2 separate regions of the Homo sapiens genome follow, and region 2 is linked to region 1. A link is a loop called in an ENCODE intact Hi-C map of the cell type or tissue named here. Cell type or tissue: PC-3. All regions are shown on one strand. Links, peaks and the distances in the headings refer to the core of each region. The heading gives the core; the rest is flanking DNA. Region 1 overlaps LOC105377732 (a long non-coding RNA gene). Region 2 overlaps LOC105377732 (a long non-coding RNA gene).

Region 1 (10,652 bases), core at 1-8,000:
AATGGCTTATATTCAACAAACACATAACACTCTTCCTGTACTAGACACCATGCCAAGGGCTTTACAATTGCTAACTTACTTGATCCTCAGAGTCACCTTATGAGACAGGTGGATGGGATATTGCCCCTTTTACAGATGGGTAAACTGAGGTACAGAATAGTTACAGATCTTGCTGAGAGCTATGCACCTATTAAGTGGTTGGGCTGGGATTTGAACTCAGGCAATCAAGCTCCAGAGTGCACGCTGTTAACTAGCATGCTCTGCTATGCTGCCTCCCAGGAGATGGGCCAGATAAACAATGACATATTTTAAAAAACATCCTAACCTATTTTTTTCATTATATGCACATAACAGAAAATTTGGAAAATCAAAAAAAAAAAAAATTACCCACGTCTCACCACACCACCACAATCATAGCAAACATTCTAGTGTTTTTGTTTTAATTTTTAATGTGCATATGTGTTTTTTCATATCTTTGTGCAAGCAATTTGTATCCTACTTTGCACTTAACATGTAATATCCTAATGTTATCACACAATTTTCATAACCACTCTTTTAAATATTGCAAGAATGTGTGTATGTGGTGACATAATAAAAGTTCTAGGGAAACAGTTAAACAAGAATGGCCAAAGGAGGAAGAGAGCAGTACAAATTGTCAAGGCAAGGACGCAAAAAACAAAAAGGATGTCCGTGGAAACTCTGGACTTGCGCAATTACAGGAAAGGCCACTACGCTGACACATCATGTCAATGGCACTGAGCTAGGAGGTGGCAGTTAGGAATCCCGTGCCTCATGGCATCTGGGGACTAAAAATAGCTCTGTAAGGTGACAACATGTGGCAAAGACCTAGTGGGGAGAAAAGGGGCTTGTGTTGTGTTGTGCTGTAGTATACTGCACTAGAGCAAATTCAGAGGAGCTGCAATGAGAAGGCCTGCATCCCAATTCCAGCTTTATTCATTGTGTGACCTTGGATAGTTCACTTATATGGGTATCAGTTTCCTTCACCTAGCATGGGAACAATAAGAGTTCTCATGAAGAACTGTGGAAAAATATGAAATATATGGTGTGTCAGGGATGTTTTTGGTTGCAAGTAACTGAAAACTTGATTTAGAGTGGATGAAGCAATAAAGACTTTTAATGAGCTCACATCACAAGAAGTTCGAGGGTGAGGAGACTAAGGCTAGCGAAAAAGCTCAGCAATGTCATCAAGAAAACCCAGACTTGTTTCTCTTTGCAATTCACCATCCTTCGGGTGTTGGTTGTATTTCTTTCTTTCAAGTACTATTATTTCAATGACTAGATCTATGCTGAAGTGATATCGACCCTTCCTTATAAAAGCCCAGCTTCAGAGAGAAATTCTCATTCTGTCAAACTAGTAGAAAGCTCCCTATCTCCCCAAGAGACTTCTTGAAAGGGCGAGGAAGCTTCTCTGTGAAGGTATTACCCAGCACATGCTCAAAACTGCTTCCAACACCATCCACTGCTTTCTCACCATGCCCTGGGGAACATACACGGTGGCTTCTATAGCCCTGTCAAGGGCCTTCTCTGCAGAAAATGCACCTTCATACCAGCTGTCAAATTAGTATTTATCATGTTGTGTGATTATTTGATTAATGCCGCTCTAATCCTCTAGCCTATAAGCCCTGTGAGGTCGGAAAACTCATCTGTTTTGTCCATTATTGTAACCCCAGAGCCTAGCACGGTTCTTGGCTTGTGGTAGCTGTTGAGTATATATTCACTGAATGGGTGAATCAGAGTCTTCCATAGCCTGAGAACCTGTGAGTATTTTTGCATGCCTATGTGACTATCACAGAATCTGTTTGCCGAGTCACAGTGACCTGTTATCACAAGCCCTTTACCTGATCAATAAAAAACATTTATTTTGGAAGGCACTCCTTGATCTCACATTCCATAGCAGATGCTGTTGGTGCTTTTTCTATATCCACCCTGGGCTACCTGAGTTCACTTGAGGTAGTGGGCAACAGTTTTCAATTCACTGACAGAGTCCCATCTCCAGCTGCTTAAGGGCTTTCTCTGGGGGTGTTAACGCTTCCAGGGGAAAACCTCAACTAGTTGGGGATGAGAGTAGATGGATAATTGCCCAGTCCCCCATCCTCTAATGGGCCTAGGCTGAGCCATGTTCCACGTGGATTCTGAAGAACCCCCAGCAGGACGGAGCTCCAAGCTGTAATCTATCCCTTGCTGGCTCTTCTCCCTTCCTTGTCTCACTCTCCCCTTTTGTTTCTCCTGGAATAAACTCTTTATGATGTAGATATCTGACTTCTATGATATTTAGATGAGACTTGGGACTTTAGAGTTGATGCTAGAACCAGTGAAGTCTGTTGGGGCTGTTGGGATTGAATGAATTTTGAATGTGAGAAGGACACACATTTTGAAGGGCCCGGCATGGAAGGTTATGGACTGAGTGTTTATGTTCCCCCCATCTCATATGTGAAAACGCTAACCCTCCCCGTCATGCGACGGTATTTGGAAGGGAGGTCTTTGGGAGGTAATTAGGGTTATGTGAGGTCATGCGGGTAAGGGTCTCCATAATGGGATTAGTGCCCTTCTGAAAAGAGGAAGAAATACCAGAGTGCCTGCACACTGTCTCTGACAGATGAGGACATAGCAAGAAGGTGGCTATTTGCAAGCCAGGAAAGGAATCTTCCAGCACCTTGATCTTGGATTTTTCTAGCCTCCAGACTGTGAGAGATAAATTCCTCTTGTTTAAGTCGCCCAGCCTATGGCAGTTTGTTATAGAAATCTGAGCTAAGACACTGTATCTAAGTCCTTGTCTGAAAATCCTTGGACATTCCTCCCACTGGAGGTGGGATGTATGTCCTCTCCCCTTGAATCTGTGCTGGGACTCACTTATAACCAATAGGATGCAACAGAGATGATGTCGTGGGTGGTGTCAGAACTCTTTGACATTTGCTGCAAAATGTGAAGCCTAATGCCGTTTCCCTTGCGTGTGACCTTGGTGACTCATTTCTAACAAATAGAATTAAGTGAAAATGATGGGGTATGACTTCAGAGACTAGATTATAAAAGGCACTGAAGCTTCCTGCTCTCTCTCTCTATCTCTATCTCTCTCTCTCTATCTCTGTCTCACTCGGTTCTTGGGGAAACTGGCTGCCATGCTTTTAGGATACTCAGGCAACACATGGAAGGGCCCATACAGTGAAGAACTAAGGCCTTTTGTCAACAACCCTGAGGAACAGAAGCTTCCTGCCAATAGCCATGTGACCGAGTATCTTGGAATTAGATCTTCCAGCACCAGCCAAACCTTCAGATAATTGTAGCCCTTGCTGATATATTGACTGCAATCTCACAAGAGGCCTTGAGTCAGAGGCAGCCTGCAGAGGCACTTCTGAATTCCTGGCCCATAGACACTGTACAGTCCTAAAGGTTTGTTGTTTTAAGCTGTTAAGCTTTGAGAGAATTTGTTATGCAGTGATAGATAACTAATACACTCTGCTCTTTCTGAAGCTAGGTCAGGAAAAGCATTGAGTTTCTGCCTGGTTCCCTCCCCTTGGATCTGAGCCTTGAATGTAACTGGCTTGCAATCAGTCCAGCAATAGTGATGCCTTAATTTTTGAGGTTGGATCAGAAAAGGCCGTGCGGCTTCTGCCAAGTATTCAGGGACACTCCCTCTGGGAGAAGTCAGCCACCGTTTAAGACATTAGATGCCCTGAGATTGCCACGTGTAGGTGCTCTGGCATCTCTGCTGAGAACTCAGCAGATAACCAGTGACCATCAGTCATGTGAGAGGATCATCTGGGACGTGCAGCCCAGCCAAGCCTGCAGATGACTCCAGGCTCAGCCAACATCTCACTGCAACAAATAAGAGACCCCCGGCAAGAACCACTCAGCTAATCCCTTCTTGAATTCCTGATCTATGAAATCATGAGCAAAATAACATAGTCATCCTAAGACACTGTGTCACACAGAGATAGCAACTGGAGTAGTCAGCCTTTGAAGAAAACCAAACTAACGTGACTCATACGCAGTCACGGACTAGGTCCTTTTCTTTGCTTATGAAAATATTAAGCTTCGTGAAAGGTGCTCCCAAGGCCTTTGCCATGCACGCTATTTAGAAGGCAAACCCCAAGTAGAAAGTTTTAAGTATGTACCCCTCCACACGCAATATAAAACAAAATAGAAATTAAAAGAAAATAAAAATATCTAGAAGTGTGCAAGACCAGTGATGGTCAGGTTCCCTTTCTTGGACATACACACTCCCGCTTGGAGGCCTTAATGGAGGGTGTGCCTCTTGTTTCAGATATAGAAACAGGTCACTTTGACCTACAATATACAACCCCAATGTTTTCACTTGGTGCTTGATTTGTGGCAGGATTTAAATTTCCACCCACTTTTTGGACTAAAAGTTGTTTTTGTAATTGAAATGTATGCTTATCATAAAAGTATAAATACTATAGAGGAATATATGAAGTAAAAGATGAATCCCTTTTGTCTCCCAGCAATGCCATGGGTTGAATTGTGTCCCCTACTCAAGTTCATATGTTGACGTCCTAACCCCCCTGAACCTCAGAATGTGACCTTATTTGGAGATAGGGTCTTTACAGAGGTCATCAAGTTAAAATAAGGTCATTAAGATGAGCCCTAATCCTGTATGACTGATATTCTTATCGAAACGGGAAATTTGGACACAGAGACTTACATAGAGGGAAGACAGTGTAAAGAGACATAGGAAGAAGATGGCCATGTACAAGCCAAAGAGAGCGGAGTGGAACAGATTCCCCCCTCAGGGTTCCCGGAAGGAGCCACCCCTGCCAACACATTGATCTCAGACTTCAAGTTTTCAGAGCTGCTAGAAAATATGTTTCAGCTGTTTAAGCCATTCAATGTGTGGTACTTTATTATGGCAGCCCTAACAAACTAACATAAGTAATTTCTTGTGTCCCTCCAAAAAAAGAGTCTGACTATACCCATATTTGTGTATATGATTTTCTTCCTTACATAAATGAATCATTTACTAATACTTTTCTACACCAGGAATTCTTCACTTTCTAATTTATTGTGCTAATCTTTTCACAGTAGCCTGTGCAGGTGTATTTAATTCCTCTTAACAGCTGCATAGTATTCTGCAGTTGGGAGAAACTACACTTGATTTGCCCACTGTCCTTTTAATGGACAAGTTGCGTGCTTTCCATAATCCCCTGAGTTCATCAAATGCCTGAGCCTTAAGTACAGCAGGGTTGGTGAAGGATCTACACACAGCAAATGTTCAAGACCCACAGACAGAGAGGAGTGAAGCACAAAATAAATGTCTATTTTATATGCTACTTTGTGAACACTTCCTGTGACTCATCTGTTAGAGCTCAGCTGAGAGCCCCTCTTGTGGGTTCTCAGGGCACCTGCTTCCCTCCTTCCTTGCCCTTAGCACAGTTGCGGTTTTCCACTGGTTGGTGTCACTTTCCGAATCATGTCTGTCTCCTTCCCCAGACCCTCTGGCATTGCTCTTGGCTGTGACTCTGGCACTTGGCACATCGTGCTCAATCAGAGTAGGTTCTCAACAACTGTTTATCAATGGAGGGAATCTTTGTAAGCTGTAAAATATCAGAGAAATGCATGACGGAATCGATGCAAAGAGGAAGCAACTCCCCAGGAATGTGGGAGCAGCATCATTTCAGATCATGTGAACTTCCTTGAGGTCAAAGGTTTTATGAGACCCTTCCCTACCTCTGTCATTTGTCACTTTGCCTTCTGCTACTGTGGACCTTTCAGAATTTGCAGCAGCCGATCCTCTCTCTTCCTGTGCTGGATTGACTCAATGTACCATTGAGGGAATGAGTTCAGTGTACATTTTAGAAACCAGGCCATCAGTTACAGTAAGTAACAGCCAGAGTTGTTTAAGGTGAGCATAGACATTGGGGAAAGTGGGGTTAAGAACCATCATGGCCAGGGCAAACACTGGGAATCAAGAAACCAATTCACTAGGCATGGGACTTGGGCAACTTATTTCATAAGAATAAGAAGGCAACAACCGTAAGAGCTGCTGGAATTTACCAAGCCCTTGTCCTGTGGCAGGCACTGCATTTGGCACACAGCTTAACTCTCGCAGCAACCTTGTAAGAGAGACACTGTTCCTATCCACTGCGCTGTGAAAAGAAGCCAAGTGTAGAGGGGCTGAGAGACAGCTCCATGGTCCTGCAACTCGTGAGTGGCAGAGCCAGGTTTTCAAGCGAGATTTGCCCAGTTCATATTTCTTAACCACTGCATGATCCCTCTGGGACCTCTGTTTCCTTTTTGGAAAAGGGGAGGATGGGGCTAATCACTTAGGATCTTTGGGCCCCTGTAACTTAGCCTTAGAATATCTCTCTTAAAAGAACTTTGGCCTTTTGTAGTAAGTTGTTTAGACACCAAGGATCATTTATCTTCGAAGTGAAGGAAGCCCATCTCTTAACTATTAAAAGACCAAACTTGGTACAACATGAGAAAGTTATAGTAGTGACTGTTACAATAAGAGTAACAGTAAAAGTCAAAACCATAATGAGATATTGCCTCACACCCATTAGGGTGGCTACTGTCAAAAACCCAGAAAATAACTAGTGTTGGTAAGCATGTAGAAAAACTGGAATCTCTGTGCACTGCTGGTGGGAGTGTAAAATGCCACTGTGGAAAAAAGCATGGAGGTTTTTCAAAAAAAATTATACATAGAATTACTGTGTGATAGGCCGGGTGCAATGGCTCACGCCTGTAATCCCAGCACTTTGGGAGGCCGAGGCAGGCAGATCATGAGGTCAAGAGATGGAGACCAGCCTGACCAACATGGTGAAACCCTGTCTCTACTAAAAATACAAAAATTTGCTGGACGTGGTGGCGCATGCCTGTAGTCCCAGCTACTTGGGAGACTGAGGCAGGAGAATTGCTTGAACCTGGGAGATGGAGGTTGCAGTGACCCGAGACTGCGCCACTGCACTCCAGCCTGGGTGACAGAGTGAGACTCTATCTCAAAAAAAAAAAAAAAAAAAAAAAAAAGAATTACTGTGTTATTGCTATTCTACTTTTGGGAATATGCCCAAAATAATTGGAAGCATGGTCTTGAAGAGATATTTGTACACCTCTGTTCACAGCAGCATTATTCGCAATAGCCAAAAGGTGGAAGCAACCAAGTGTCCGTCGATAGATGAATGAATAAGCAAAATATGCTATAGACATACAATGGAATATTATTCGGCCTTAAAAAGGAAGAAAATTCTGACACATACTACAACATAGATGAATCTTGAGGACATTGTGCTATGTGAAATAAGTCAGATGCAAAAGGACAAATACTGTCTAATTCCACTTATAGGAGGGCCTCTAGAGTAGCCAAATTCATAGAGACAGAAGTAGAATGGTAGTTGCCGGGGACTGGGAGGAGGAGGAAATGGGGGAGTATTGTTTAATGGATATAGAGTTTCAGTTTTGCAAGATGAAACATTTTCTGGGGATGGATGGTGGTGATGGTTGCACAACAGTATGACTGTACTTAATGCTACTGGACTGTACACTTCAAAATGGTTAAGAGGTTCAATTTTATGATATGTGCATTTCACCCCAATTATTTAAAAAAGGAACAACAGTGAAGGCTGTGACTTCATTAGAATCAGCATTGCCAGTCTGGAGAGCCAGGATGCACCCCTGGCGTGTCAGCAGCATCTCTGTGGGGGAAGCTCAGTCCAGTCTTGGTGGCTCTCTGAGGGAGCCCTGGGTTGGGACTGTGTCTCAATCGGCCATGACAGCTGAGCAGGGGAGCACTGCCTTCGTGCCTGACGTGAGCCCTGCGACATCTGCCCTGGACATATCATTTCAGGAGCATGAGGACTCCAAGTGGGGATCCCTGACAGCTGGGGATGGGGTGGCCGGAAGAAGAGGCTGCTTTTCAGATGGCCCTCAGACAGCAGCCGATGGCATTTGGCCAGATGCGTGCATTTGTGCTATTGCTTTGGAACACGTTGGAGGGAAGAGGGCCCTCTGTGACAAGATAATTTTTTTGGGAAGGGGGATGAGCTGATTTGTTTTTAACTTTGTAAAGTTCAGAAATACCCAATTTAACTTTGTCATATCTCTGAATCCTGAGAGAGGCAGAGAAATGAGGGAGTGACATGCTCATTTTTTCCCAAGAAAAATGAAAGGTTAACCACTTGCTGAGACTATAATAAGAGCGTGGGTAATAAATACATGCTATGCAATATTCCTGACCAACAATGATGGGCTTTGCTACTCTAAAATGTTTGGAATCACTGGCCTAACAAAATGGCAGAGGCCAGCAACAGAAATGCCAGTGGAGGAGCATGAAAATTCTATGCCTTTTCTTCACATTAAATTTAAACCTCAACAATGGAAGGATGGAAAGGGGCAACTGCACAGTGTGGCTAACAAGGAAGCATCTCCATCAAGTCTCTTTCAGTGGGGGAGGGAAAGAACCCAACTCAACTGGCTGAAGACACAGAAATGTACTGGCTCACACACCTGAAGTGTTCAGGATATTGCTAAATTCAGGCATAGCTGGATCCAGGTACTCATCAGGTACTCATACAAAGTCTTTAGGCATCTGTCTCTTTCCATCTTTTTGTTTTCTTTTGAGACAGGGTCTTGCTCTTTTGCTCAGGCTGGAGTCCAGTGGCGTGATTGGGGCTCACTGCAGCCTCGACCTCCCCAGCTCAAGCGATCCTCCCACCTCAGCCTCCTGAGTAGCTGGGACTACAGGCACACACACACCAAACTGATTTTTTTTTTTACTTTTAATAGAAATGAGGTCTCTATGTTGCCCAGGCTGGTCTTTCCATTTTTTAGCCCTGGCTTTCTTCTGTGCTTGTTTCATTCTTGGGCAGTCTGTCCATTGGTGGTGGCTATAGCAGTTCCAGGCCTGTATCTTACCAATAAGAGAGCTCCTCTTTCCTTCCAAAAGTCCCATGGTTGGCGCTTTGGGTCTGGCCTGGGTCATGTGTCTATCCTAAACCACTCACTGTGGCCAGGGTAATGGAATATGTATGCTGAATGGCCAGGCCAGGACCATAAGCCCACAGGGACTGATAGGGTGGGGTGGCTCCCCAGGGAAAGCCTGGGAGATGGTCCCCAAAGAAGGGGTGCAGGGCAACAAACACACAGCTGTTCACACCATGGGGCCTGTGAAGGAAGGCAGAAGCCAGGTCCCCTGGAGGATTCTGATTGCTTTCTTTCCTTGGTCTGTTATCTTTGCAAAGTGTTGTGGGGTTGTTGATGGAGTGACCACTCTTCTCCTGTCCTGCAGATACCTCTTGGTTTGAGGCATTGAGATGCTCTGTGGTCAGAATGTTATTGATGGTGTTCTTGGGCAGTGGTTTTCCATTTTGTTTTTTTATTGTATACAAATAGCTACAAACATTTATTTTCTTGTTCATGGGTCCAGGTTTGATTGTGTCTTGGTTGGGACTGGCCAACCAAGAGCTCCAGAGCTCTTTGGAGCAGGTGCATACTTGGGACATGCATTTCTCATAGCAGATCATAGGAGTTAAAGGGGCAAACCAAACTGTGAACTCTTCTACCCTTGAAGAGCCCTGGCCCACATTGCATTTGCTAATATTCTTTTGGCCCAACAAAACACATAGCCAAACCCATTGCCAGTTTGCATCTGGGGTGGTTATTCTGTGTCTCCTGCTCTGCAAGGCCACATGGAAGAGAGAAGAGAGAAGAAATGGGAGTCTAATCTATCCCGTGTTGCCTTCGTGAGAGCTCATTAGTGTCTGGCTCCCTGCACAGAATTAGCTTCATGACCCATTTAGCCTTTTCTGTCTCTGATGGTAATGATAAGGGAGATATCTTTGCAACAGCTTGAGTTTCCTCCTTGAGGTCAAAATCAAGGTTGAGCTATGCACCCCAAGCCCTTCAGGAATTGCTCCACTCAGTGTGTAAGGGGATGGTCTCCACTCTTACTGTCTGGACTCCCCTGCTGGAGAGGCAGGTGGTCAGGGAAGGACTGGGCTGAGTGCATGGTTCAGAGAGGCCTGATCAAGGGCTGCTGAGCATGGGGCCAAGGGTGAGCTGGGAGAGCAAAGCTGACAGCCAGGCAGCCAGTCTGGGTAAGTCCAAGGGCTAGGCAGAAAGAGATGAAGTCAGGGCAACTGGCTAGATCCCATAGGACCAGGCCAAGGCAAGAGGGTGCTGGACAGATTGGAGGGTAGAGGCTCAAGAAAGCCCCCAAGTACCAGGAATTTGTAGCCTAGGGGAGAGAAGGAAGTTGTTAAGATCTGGGACAGGACCCCCCTTCTTCACTGGCTTTCACCCTAAGAAGGAAACTGTAGCTGGCCATTCAGTCTTCCCTCTCATCCCTATCTTGGCAAACTTCTTAAAACCACTTAAAAATATTAATATTGGTAATTGTTTCCATGACTTCTCACTGCAGGCTGAAGAGCTTATATTACATAGAAACACTTGCAAACAATGATAGTGTAGTAGTTATTTTTCTTTTTTGGCTCCTGAGGACATCATGTATTTTACAAGATGTATGGTTAATATTGAAATCATCTTTCCAGCAGCTCTGATATTGTTTCTTACAATTAACTTTAGTACTGCACAAATTGCTTTGGTACATTTGAGTACAAAAGTATCAACTGAAGCCCAAAGTATCAACTGAAGTGGGCAGAAAAAAGGCACACAGTTACCGC
Region 2 (10,093 bases), core at 2,094-10,093, 58 kb after region 1:
ATCTATCAGGGTTCTCATAGGAAACAAGTGACACTCAAAATAGATGACTTGAGACGTTTAAAAAGGGCTGTTTATAAAGGTGGGGAGGAGTTTAGGGAAGCAATAGAGATGCTATAGGATCCTGGCCTCAGCTGGGAGCTGACACCGCCCCGAGCTTGAAGGGGCAAGTGGAGGGGACAGTTATCAGTACCCAGAGAGGGAGGCTGGGTGGAGGGATGGCCAGGTGGAAGCCGGGGCCTCCGTAAGGGGACATGGTCAGCCTGTGGCCACCCCACAGGGAGGGAGCTGGGGGAATGAATATACTAATCTTCTCCATCCCCAGCTCTGGACTCCTGCCAATCCTCCCTTGGCCAAGGCCTCCAGAAGTCAGAGAGCGAGGGAACATATGAACTATCTATCCTGGTCTACTGTCAATCTCCTTCCACTGAAATATCAGCTCCACAAGGCTAGTGGTGTCATGGATTTGCTCACTGCTGTAGGTGCCTAGTGAATATTTGCTGGAAATGGAATACATGGGTGAGTACATAAATAGTTGCTTATGTTCGAAAGCCAAAGGCCTCAGGACACTGAGGTCCTAAGTGACACTTGTCCTAAGTGACAGAGCTAATCTGCCCCCCTTTTATTTTTTAGTAAATCTTTTTGATATTAGAGCCTAAATATACAAAACATACAAACTATAAGGACATGCTTCCGTGAATTTTCACAAACTGAGTTCACCCAGGTACCTAGTACGCAGATCAAAGGAGAGACTGTTGCAGTGTCTGAGGCCCCATGTCCCCTACCCAGGCATTACCCTCCCCACTATTCTCTCGGATTTACCCCCAAAAATTGGTTCTGTCTGGTTTTGAACTTTAATAGAATCATACAATATGTGTACTTCTGTGTTTAACTTCTTTTGCTCAACCTTAGTTTGTGAAATTCATCCGGGATGTTGTGTGAGGTTATACGTTATACGTTCTCATTGCTGTATATTATTCAAATGTTTGAATATAACACAATTTATTTTTCCATTCTATTTTTGATGGGTATCATTAAATTTATTTCTAGATGTGTTCTTCCATTGATTTAAGTCTTTATTAATTTTTCTCATTAATGTTTGTATGTGTAGAGGTCCTACACATTACTTGTTAGATTTATTCCTATATGTTTTCAATGCAAATATAACATTATGCCAATAGTTGTTAGCTATTATGAATAGTGCTGTTAGGAATATTTTTGTATATGGCTTTTGAGGATATATGTGTGTGTGTCTGTGTGTGTATATGATATATATATATCATATACACACATGTATATATATCATGTGTATGTATCTCATATATGTATATGTGTATATATATCATATGTATATATATCATATACACACACAGACACACACACATATCTTGGAGTGGAATTTCTGTGTCATAGAGTATATGTATATGTATATATTCAACTTTAGTTGATATCACTAATTTTCCAAAGTGGTTGTCTGGTGATATACCTACTTCAGTGAATAGTATTATGGAGATTTTAAAAATTACAGCCATTTTGATGAGTGAGCATTGGAGTTGATATTTTCACTGTGGTTTTAATTTGCATTCTCTGATGGCTAATGAGGTTGAGCACCTTTTTATATTGGCTATTAAGATATCTTCTTTTGAGAAGTGCTTAATTCACGTCTTTTGTTCATTTTTCTGTTGGGTCGTTTTCATTTTCTTATATATTGCATATGTGTGTATTAGCTGAAGGACTCAAATATAGAATATATAAAATTTCCTGCAAGACAATAATATATATTGACATATATATGACACATATATCTCTTCTTACTTTGATTTGTCTTTTCAGTCTCTGAATGCTGTTTATATAAATGTGAGTTTTTAATTTTAATAGTTCCAGTTTATCAATTATTTCTTAAATGGTTAATGCTTGTGTGTGTGTGTGTGTGTGTGTGTGTGTGTGTGTGCAGGTGTCTAAGAAATCTTCGGTTGTAAAGATCTTCTCCTATATTTTCTTCTAGAAGGTTTATAATTATACTTTTTGCAGTTAGATCTGCATCTGGAATTGTGTGGTGTGAATCAGGGGTCAAAATTTATTTTTTCCATATGGATATCTAATTGACTCAATATGATTATTAAGTCAGACCGTTGTTCTCTCCCTCCTCCACTGTACTTCAGTGGCACCTTTGTCATAAATCAGGTGACTGCATAGTATGGGTCTTTTTTTTGACCTCAGTATTGTATTTCATGGATCTATTTTTATATCCTTTAGCTATTAACATACCGCGTTTGCAATAGGTCTTGTTATTTGATGGTTGAAGACTCCCAGCTTTGTTCTTTCTCTTCAGAATTGCTTTGGCATTTATGTCCTATTTCAGTATGAATTTAATAGTTGACTCATTAAGTTCCACAAAAAAAACCTTTCAGGATGTTGGTTTGAATTGCATTGAATCTATATTTAACTTTGAGTTAAATTGATATCTTTACAGTATTGAGTCTTCTAATCCATGAATATGGTATGTTCCTTGATTTATTTAGATCTCCATTTATTTCACTAATGTTTGTTTTATGCTAATATAAACAATATTCTTTTAAAGTTTGTCAGTTTTTTGCATTTATATGGAAATACGATTGAGTTTTACATACAATTGACCTTCTTATCCAATGACCTTCCAAAATTCACTTATTAATGATAATAGTTTTTCTTTAGGTCCTTTTGTATTTACTGTGAACAAAGTAATTTTTTTTTGCAAATAATGATTTTTTCCCCAAATTTTATATCTTTTTATCCCCTCTTTCCTTTTATTTTTGCACTGGCTAGAAACTGTGGTTCAATATTTAATAGAAGTGGTGAAAACAGGCATTCTTGCTCATTCTCATTCTCAGGCAGAAAGCTTTCAATATTTGCCGTTAAGTATAATACTTTCTGTAGGGCTTTTTTTTTTTCTTAAACACTCTTTATGGGACTAAAGAGGTTCCCTTTTGTTCCTGTCTGCAGAGGGGATTTCAAGTTTTTTAAAATCATAAACGTGTGTTGAATTTTATCAAAAGCTATTTCTGTGTCTACTGAGATGGTCAGATGATTTTCTTTTTATTCTGTTAATGTAAATTATAGTAATTTTAAAATATGAAGCCAACCTTTCATTCTGGGAACAAATGCAACTTTCTCATTCTTCATTATTATTTTTATATTTTACTAAATCCAATTTGCTAGTTTGGTATTTTTGCATCTCTGTTCATAGGACTGATTGGCCCATAATTTTGCTTTATGTCAAGGTCAGTTTTTGATGTCAAGATTACAATGGCCTAATTAAACAAAATAGAAAATATTTTTTCTAGTCTACGCAAATGTTTATATAAGTTTGGTGTGATTTCTTCCATAAATATTTGGAGAAATTCATTTGTAATTTATTTGGAGGAAAGCCATCTATGTCTAGAGATTTCTTTGTTATCTTCAGCTTTAATATCTCTAATAGAAATAGGACTATTTCAGATTTTCTATTTCTTCTTACATCAGCTTTTGTTAATTTTGTTTTTCTAAGGATTTTCCATTTTATCTAAAATTTTTAATTTATTAACATTCAATTGTTAATAGTAAGTTGTAACTATATTTTTAACATGTGCAGGATATGGAATGATGTTTTCTTTTTCATCAAAACTGGTAATTTTTGTCTCCTCTATTACTTTGCTATTACTTTGTTATAAGACTTCCCAGAAAGCTAACATTTATTTTACTTTTATGAGTGCCAACTTTTGGACATATTGATTTTCTATCTTGAATGTCTGTTTTGTATTTTATTAATTTGTGCTACTAGTTTTTTTTCTTTTTTCTGGTTTCCTTAGACATAATTTTCTATTCTTTTTTTTGACATAGATAACTAGCTTACTGATTTACATATTTTTTCTTTTAAATTTATGTATTTAAGGCTATAATTTCTCTCTAAGCAGAGGTTTAACCACATCCTCCATATTTTGATATGTCATATTTTCATTATCATTTAGTTAATGATATTTTCCAGTTTCCACTGAAATTTTTTCTTTGACCCATTTAAAAATATATTGCTTAATTTCCAAGTATTTGAAGAATTCCTACTTATTTTGTTATTGATTTCCAACTTAATTCTTCCATGGTCAGAGAACATATTTTGTATGATTTCAATCCTTTGAAGTTTGTTGAAACTTCGTTTATGGCCAGCATAAACGTTCCATGTACACTTGAAAAAACAGTATACTTTTTTGGACACAGTGTTCTGTACATGTCAATATATCAAATTTGTTAATTGTGTTGTTTAGATCTTACATATTCTTACTGATTTTTTTCTTTCTTGTTATATATTTTATTGAGAAAAGTTTGTTAAAGTCTCTCATTATTATGAGTGTGGATTTGCCTAGACTTTCTTATAATTCTGTCAACTTTTGTTTTTTATATTTTGAAGTTGTGTTTTTTACATACATATAAATTGAGAATTTCTTGGGGGATTAACGCTTTTATTGTTATGAAACTTGAAACTTTTGATCTTAATCAGGCTTTTTGCCTTAAGTCTATTTTGCTACCAGTATACCTATACCAGCTTTCTTTTGGATATTGTTTGCATGGTAAATCTTATATCATCTCTTAATTTTTAATTACTTTATATCCTTATATTTGAGGTGTATCTCTAGTAAACAGCATATAGTTAGATTTTGTTTTTTAATCTAGTTTGATAATTATAGATGTTTAATTGAACTATTTAATCGATTTACATTTAATGCGATTACTGATATATTTGGGTGTGTATCTACCATCATGCTATTTGGCCAAACTACTGCATCATAAATGGAAATGAGTCAGTCCCTCCTTCCGGTCCCACTTTCTTCACTCTCCTCTATCTCGTTCCTTTTCCTGCCTCATTGGCTTCTTCTTACCTTAGTTTGTTTTTTTTTTCTTTTTTGCTGTGCCTCTCTCTTTTCCTGGACTTCTAAATATTGAAGTTTCCTCTCAGTCCTCACAATTATTTCTTCTTCACTCACTCTTTAAGTGATCTCACCCCTTCTTAAGGATTTAAATAGGCTGCCAACTCCCAAGGTGATGGCTCCACCCTGGACCTCTTCCCAGAATTTCAGATACATATAGCCACCACCATACAGCGCCATTTTGGGAAGCCTACGTCCACAGGCATCTCAAACTAATGTTTCAAAAACAGAGGTCTTAGCATAGTGAGAGCTTCTGTGTTCTTCCTGAAGTCTTCCCCATCTCAAGAAGGAGCAACTCCGTTTTCCCACTCATCAGGCCAAAACTTTAAGGTCATTTTTGATTACTCTTTTTTACTCTTACAGCAACATCCAATCCATCAGGAAGACTTGTTTATGCTATCTTCAGAATATATTCGTAATATGACCACTTTCCACCACTTCCTTTGCTGTTGGCTTGAGCCTAGCCACTGCCATCTCTCACCTGCTGTATTGCAGTGGCTTCCTAACTGGCAACTTTGCCTCCAGTCTAGCTTCCGTGCAGCCTTTTTTCCACACAGCTGCTGAAATGTTCTTTAAAGGACATATGGCACAAGGCATCACTTCTATGCTCAACACAGAAATGGCTTTCTATCTCAATCAAAGTAAAGGCTGAAGTCTCTACAATGGCCTATGGAGCCCTGATTGATCTAGCTTTGTGCTACCTTTCTGATCTTAGCATCTGCCCATCCCCCATTCACCCTGCTTAAGCCAACTGCTCTCCTTGCGATTCCTCATAAACACCAAGCATACTGTCACCTCAGGGCCCTTGACCATGCTGTGCCTCCTCCTCCTTCATATCTTTGCATGACACACTCACTCACTTCCTTCAGGTGTCTGTTCTAATGTCCCAGTCTGAACCATCTTATATAAAATATCAAAGCTCCTTTCCTCCGTGGCTCTCGTCTGTTTTGCTCTGTGTGATTTTCCCCCAAAACCCTATCAACCCCTGGTATATTACATGCTCATTGATTGATTTATTTACACTGTTGCCCTTCAGCATAAGCTCTGAGTCACATAAACTTTGTTTTATTCACTGATGTATCTCCAGAACCTAGGTCAATATCTGGCATATAGTTAGCCACCAATAAATATCTATTAAATAAACAAAAGGCATTTTTACAGCAATCCTGTGATATTGACAGGGAAGGTGCTGTTTTCTGCTTCCTGAAGAGGAAGCCGAAACTCAGAGCCTTGACTGATTTATAGAAACCACACATCTGTTAAGTGGCTTAGCTGGAAGTCAAACAAATCTTTTCAGCTCAGTTACGGGCTCATTTCACAGCTACACATTTCTCAGCCATGGTGGATTCCACATTGATAGCCAATGATGACAAAAATTGTAAAGTGAGGATCAGGCAGACTCTGACATTTCTTTTGTTCCAGTTTCCACATAGATCAGCAATCCCTAAAAAGAAAAAAAAATTAAAGACCTTTCAATGTATGTGGTTTCTTCAGAGTTTGCTATGGTTAAAAAAACAAGTGGGATCTGAGTGAATGAGTTAGGAAGAGCTGAGCTTTGTGGTCAGGGATGCCCTCCCAGGGTTCTGGGAGGTGTCATCATATATAACAAATCAACAGGGAATATTTTTTTACCCCAATATCAAATATGACCTTTTTAAGATTCTGAGATAAAAGAAAAATTTATACAGTCATTTAGAAAATATTTATTGGGTTACTTGTGATGTATCAGGAATACTGTGCTAAGCACTGGGAATAGAGTGCTGAGCAAAACAGACAGGGCCTTGCCCTCCTCTAGTGGAGAAAAATAAAGTCTAAGTGAGTTATCACTGGATGAATGAATTTCAAAAGAACATGGCATTTGCTGTGGAAAGCACATTCAATAATTTCTCAGATTACTTCCTTGTTAAGATAAAGGACTTCTATTTAGAGGCCAGAATTAGGAAACCATATGGTATGTCAGGTTGGAGACATAGCTAGATATACACATGCGAAGTCACAGAAAAAGAAGGTTAGAAAAGGATATCAGGGCTGGGCGTGGTGGCTCATGCCTGTAATCCTAGCACTTTGGGAGGCTGAGGTGGGTGGATCACCTGAAGTCAAGAGTTCGAGACCAGTCTGGCCAACATAGTGAACCCCCATCTCTACTAAAAATACAAAAATTAGCCGGGCGTGGTGGCATGCACCTGTAATCCCAGCTACTCAGGAAGCTGAGGCAGGAGAATTGCTTGAACCCAGGAGGCAGAAGTTGCAGTGAGCCGAGATCATGTCACTGCACTCCAGCCTGAGCAACAGAGTGAGACTCTGTCTAAAAAAAAAAAAAAAAGGAAAAGAAAAGGATATCAGTGAGAGACATGCACAGTAACTGGTATTTGGCAGGTCTAGTTAAAAAAATCCAGGTGAACTATCATCTTCTAGCTATCTAGAAAAATCCATCCTTCTTTCCTTGTGCTTGGGATATAAACTACATTTCTTAGCTTCCTTTGCAGTAAGATATGGTCATGTGCATGAGTTCTAACCAATAGAATGTGAGGGGAGGTGATGAGTGCAACTTCAGGTCTGGACCTTAAAACCTCTTGTGAGAACTTTTTAATATGGCAGAACTGCCACTAGCCTGGCTCCCAGAATGACTGTATGGAGTAGAGTTGTTGCTGACCTGAATCCCTGCTACCCAGAAAGGCTTACATTTAGAAATTTGGAAGTTTTGAAATTCTTTTTAAAAATTCCATAGACTTTTTGGAGTCTATGAAAGAGACTCTTGGTATGCACTAAATACTATGAGCTCCTCTACATTTCCCAGCCTCCCTTGCAGTTAAGCTGGTCAGGTGACTCAGTTCGGGCAAATAGGTCGTGGGAAAAAAGACAGATGATACTTCAAAGCCTATGCCATAAAAGTCTCCTATGTAAAGCCATTTATTCTCTAGCCAGTTGGTACCAGGGCAAGTCTGAAGCCACAAGATGGCAGAGACACAATGTGAAGGGAGTCTGTGTCCCTGGATTAGTGCTTGGAGAAGAGCCACTTAGGAATACAACATCAGGCTTTTCATAAAGATAAATCAGTTTTTATTAGTTTTAGCTTCTGATATTTAAGGTTATTTCTAATGCAGTTAGCCCACCGTGACTAATACGAGGTCTATTTACTGCTGCATATTAGCCTACTTTAACTAATGCACCGAGTGTTCAAATAGACCCAACACCAAAATTTGAGAGCATTAGCTCTGACACTGCACTGAACAGGTACCAGCCATTTTACAAGAACCAAGAGAGAAGAGGTGAGGCCTGTTTTGTTCTACAGTGTCCCCAGTGCCTAGCATGGCACCTAGCACTGTAGTAGGTGCTCAAATGTGTATATTGAAATGATCATGACCAAATGTCCATTTTTCCTTTTTGACATAGAAAACCCCAAATCCAATTCTAAGTTTCACAATCTTAATTAGAATAATTATAACATGTGACTTTTAAAGAAAGATGTAAAATCTTTGGAGTCAGATAATCCTTACTCTGTTTGCCACCTTAAAAGCATGTCATCTTCTGGACCTGAAGTCTGATTTGCCAAACAGAGGTGCTGCTTCCTGTGTTTCAGAGGCACGGTAAGGACTGCATGAGGTGATTAAGGTCCTGTAAAGAATCTAGCTCTGTCTCTGCCACCAAGATGGTTTTGATTAAATGTTTGTTTACTCATGGTACTGACAAAATGTATCATTAAATGCCTTGAGTAGACCCAGGATGACTAATGAAGGGCTTACATGATAGGTCCTATGAAGAAAGACCAAAAAGTTACTCAAGACATTCCACTAGCTTAGAGGAGGCTCATTCCACAGCAGCACATGAAAAGCAACACATAAACAAACAACACTTGTTTTTAAGCATGTGAAAGGGTCCACCATTTATTTTACAAGAGGATAATGAGGGACAACCTGGAGCTGTGAAAAGAGATGGTTTTGGAGGCAAACCTAGGTTTGAATCTTGTTCATTTAATACTCAACCAGTCTTTATTAAGGGCTTCCTCTGTGCCAGCAACTGTTCTAGGCACCCAGGATCCAGGCTTGAAAAAGACAAAGGGTCTGCTCTCCTGATGCTTTCATTTTAGCGCAGGGGATCAACAATAAACAGCTAAACAAAGAAATAAATATGATCACATCTGTGCTATGAAGAAAAGTAACTAGCTTATTAACTGAGAATTTGTCCAAGTTATGTTTACCGCCATGAGCCTCATTTTTCCTCTGTAAAATAAGAAACAAGTCTCTGTTTTCCTTGTTGTAGATTAAAATGTTATATGTAGAGCACCTTACAGTTAATGAAGAGTCTCTTGCCAGGCGCAGTGGCTCACGCCTGTAATCCCAGCACTTTGGGAGGCTGAGGCGGGTGGATCATGAGGTCAGGAGATCGAGACCATCCTGGTTAACACCACGAAACCCTGTCTCTACTAAAAATACAAAAAAATTAGCTGGGCGTGGTGGCAGGCACTTGTAGTCCCAGCTATTCGGAAGGCTGAGGCAGGAGAATAGCGTGAACCCGGGAGGCGGAGCTTGCAGTGAGCCGAGATTGCACCACCACACTCCAGCCTGGGCGACAGAGCGAGACTCCGTCTCAAAAAAAAAAAAAAAAAAAAAAAGAGTCTCTTGTAGTTACTGTTGTTACAGTTATTGTGCAGCTTGAGATAAGTGGCAGCATTAGACTGGAAGCTGAACCCCTGACTCTGATTGCCTACATTGTCCCATATTATCGAAGACTGATTAGAGAGTTACTTGTGAAGATGGTAGCAGGAAAGTCTTTCTTGGGCAATGCATCTGTTGTGAATATTTCAGTAATAATTTATAGAAAATTTAAACTGACTAGAACAATAAAAGGACCTTATTGGTTCATATTACTGATCAGTCCAGAGGTAGGGCTTACTTCAGGTATAGGTTGATCTAGCATCCGAAACCAACAATCTCCTTTTCTTTCTCTCTTTCTTTCTCTCTCTCTCTCTTTCTTTCTTTCTCCCTTTCTTTCTTTCTTTCCTTCTTTCTTTTTCTTTCTTTCTTTCTCTTTCTTTCTTTCTTCTTTCTTCTTTCTTTCTTTCTTTTCTTTCTTTCTTTCTTTCTTTCTTTCTTTCTTTCTTTCTTTCTTTCTTTCTTTCTTTCTTTCTTTCTTTTCTTTTCTTTTCTTTCTTTCTGTAA

Evidence for each region. Hi-C counts contacts between places; a loop is a spot of excess contacts. Peaks named below come from ENCODE experiments on the same cell type or tissue, not always from the same donor. Only the 100,000 strongest peaks of a DNase experiment are listed, where the experiment ranks them.
Region 2: a loop joins it to region 1, with 6 times the contacts of the local background. A loop is called at or near these places in 3 of 110 quality-filtered maps.

The regions. Positions count from the first base shown.
Region 1 is chr5:173,451,565-173,462,216 of GRCh38, forward strand. All of the region lies in intron 3 of LOC105377732 (a long non-coding RNA gene), which reads left to right. Among named protein-coding and RNA genes, the nearest start is that of MIR8056, 110 kb to the left of the region's middle. RefSeq lists an enhancer at 3,213-4,412. In PC-3, for the core only: no CTCF peak of the experiment used is centred there; DNase peaks (open chromatin) are centred at 687, 2,957, 3,857, 5,447 and 1 weaker place; H3K27ac peaks cover 7,601 bases.
Region 2 is chr5:173,507,075-173,517,167 of GRCh38, forward strand. LOC105377732 (a long non-coding RNA gene) reads left to right here. Exons shown (of 15, transcript XR_001743001.1): 14 at 323-516. Among named protein-coding and RNA genes, the nearest start is that of LINC02995, 68 kb to the right of the region's middle. In PC-3, for the core only: no CTCF peak of the experiment used is centred there; a DNase peak (open chromatin) is centred at 8,637; H3K27ac peaks cover 2,435 bases.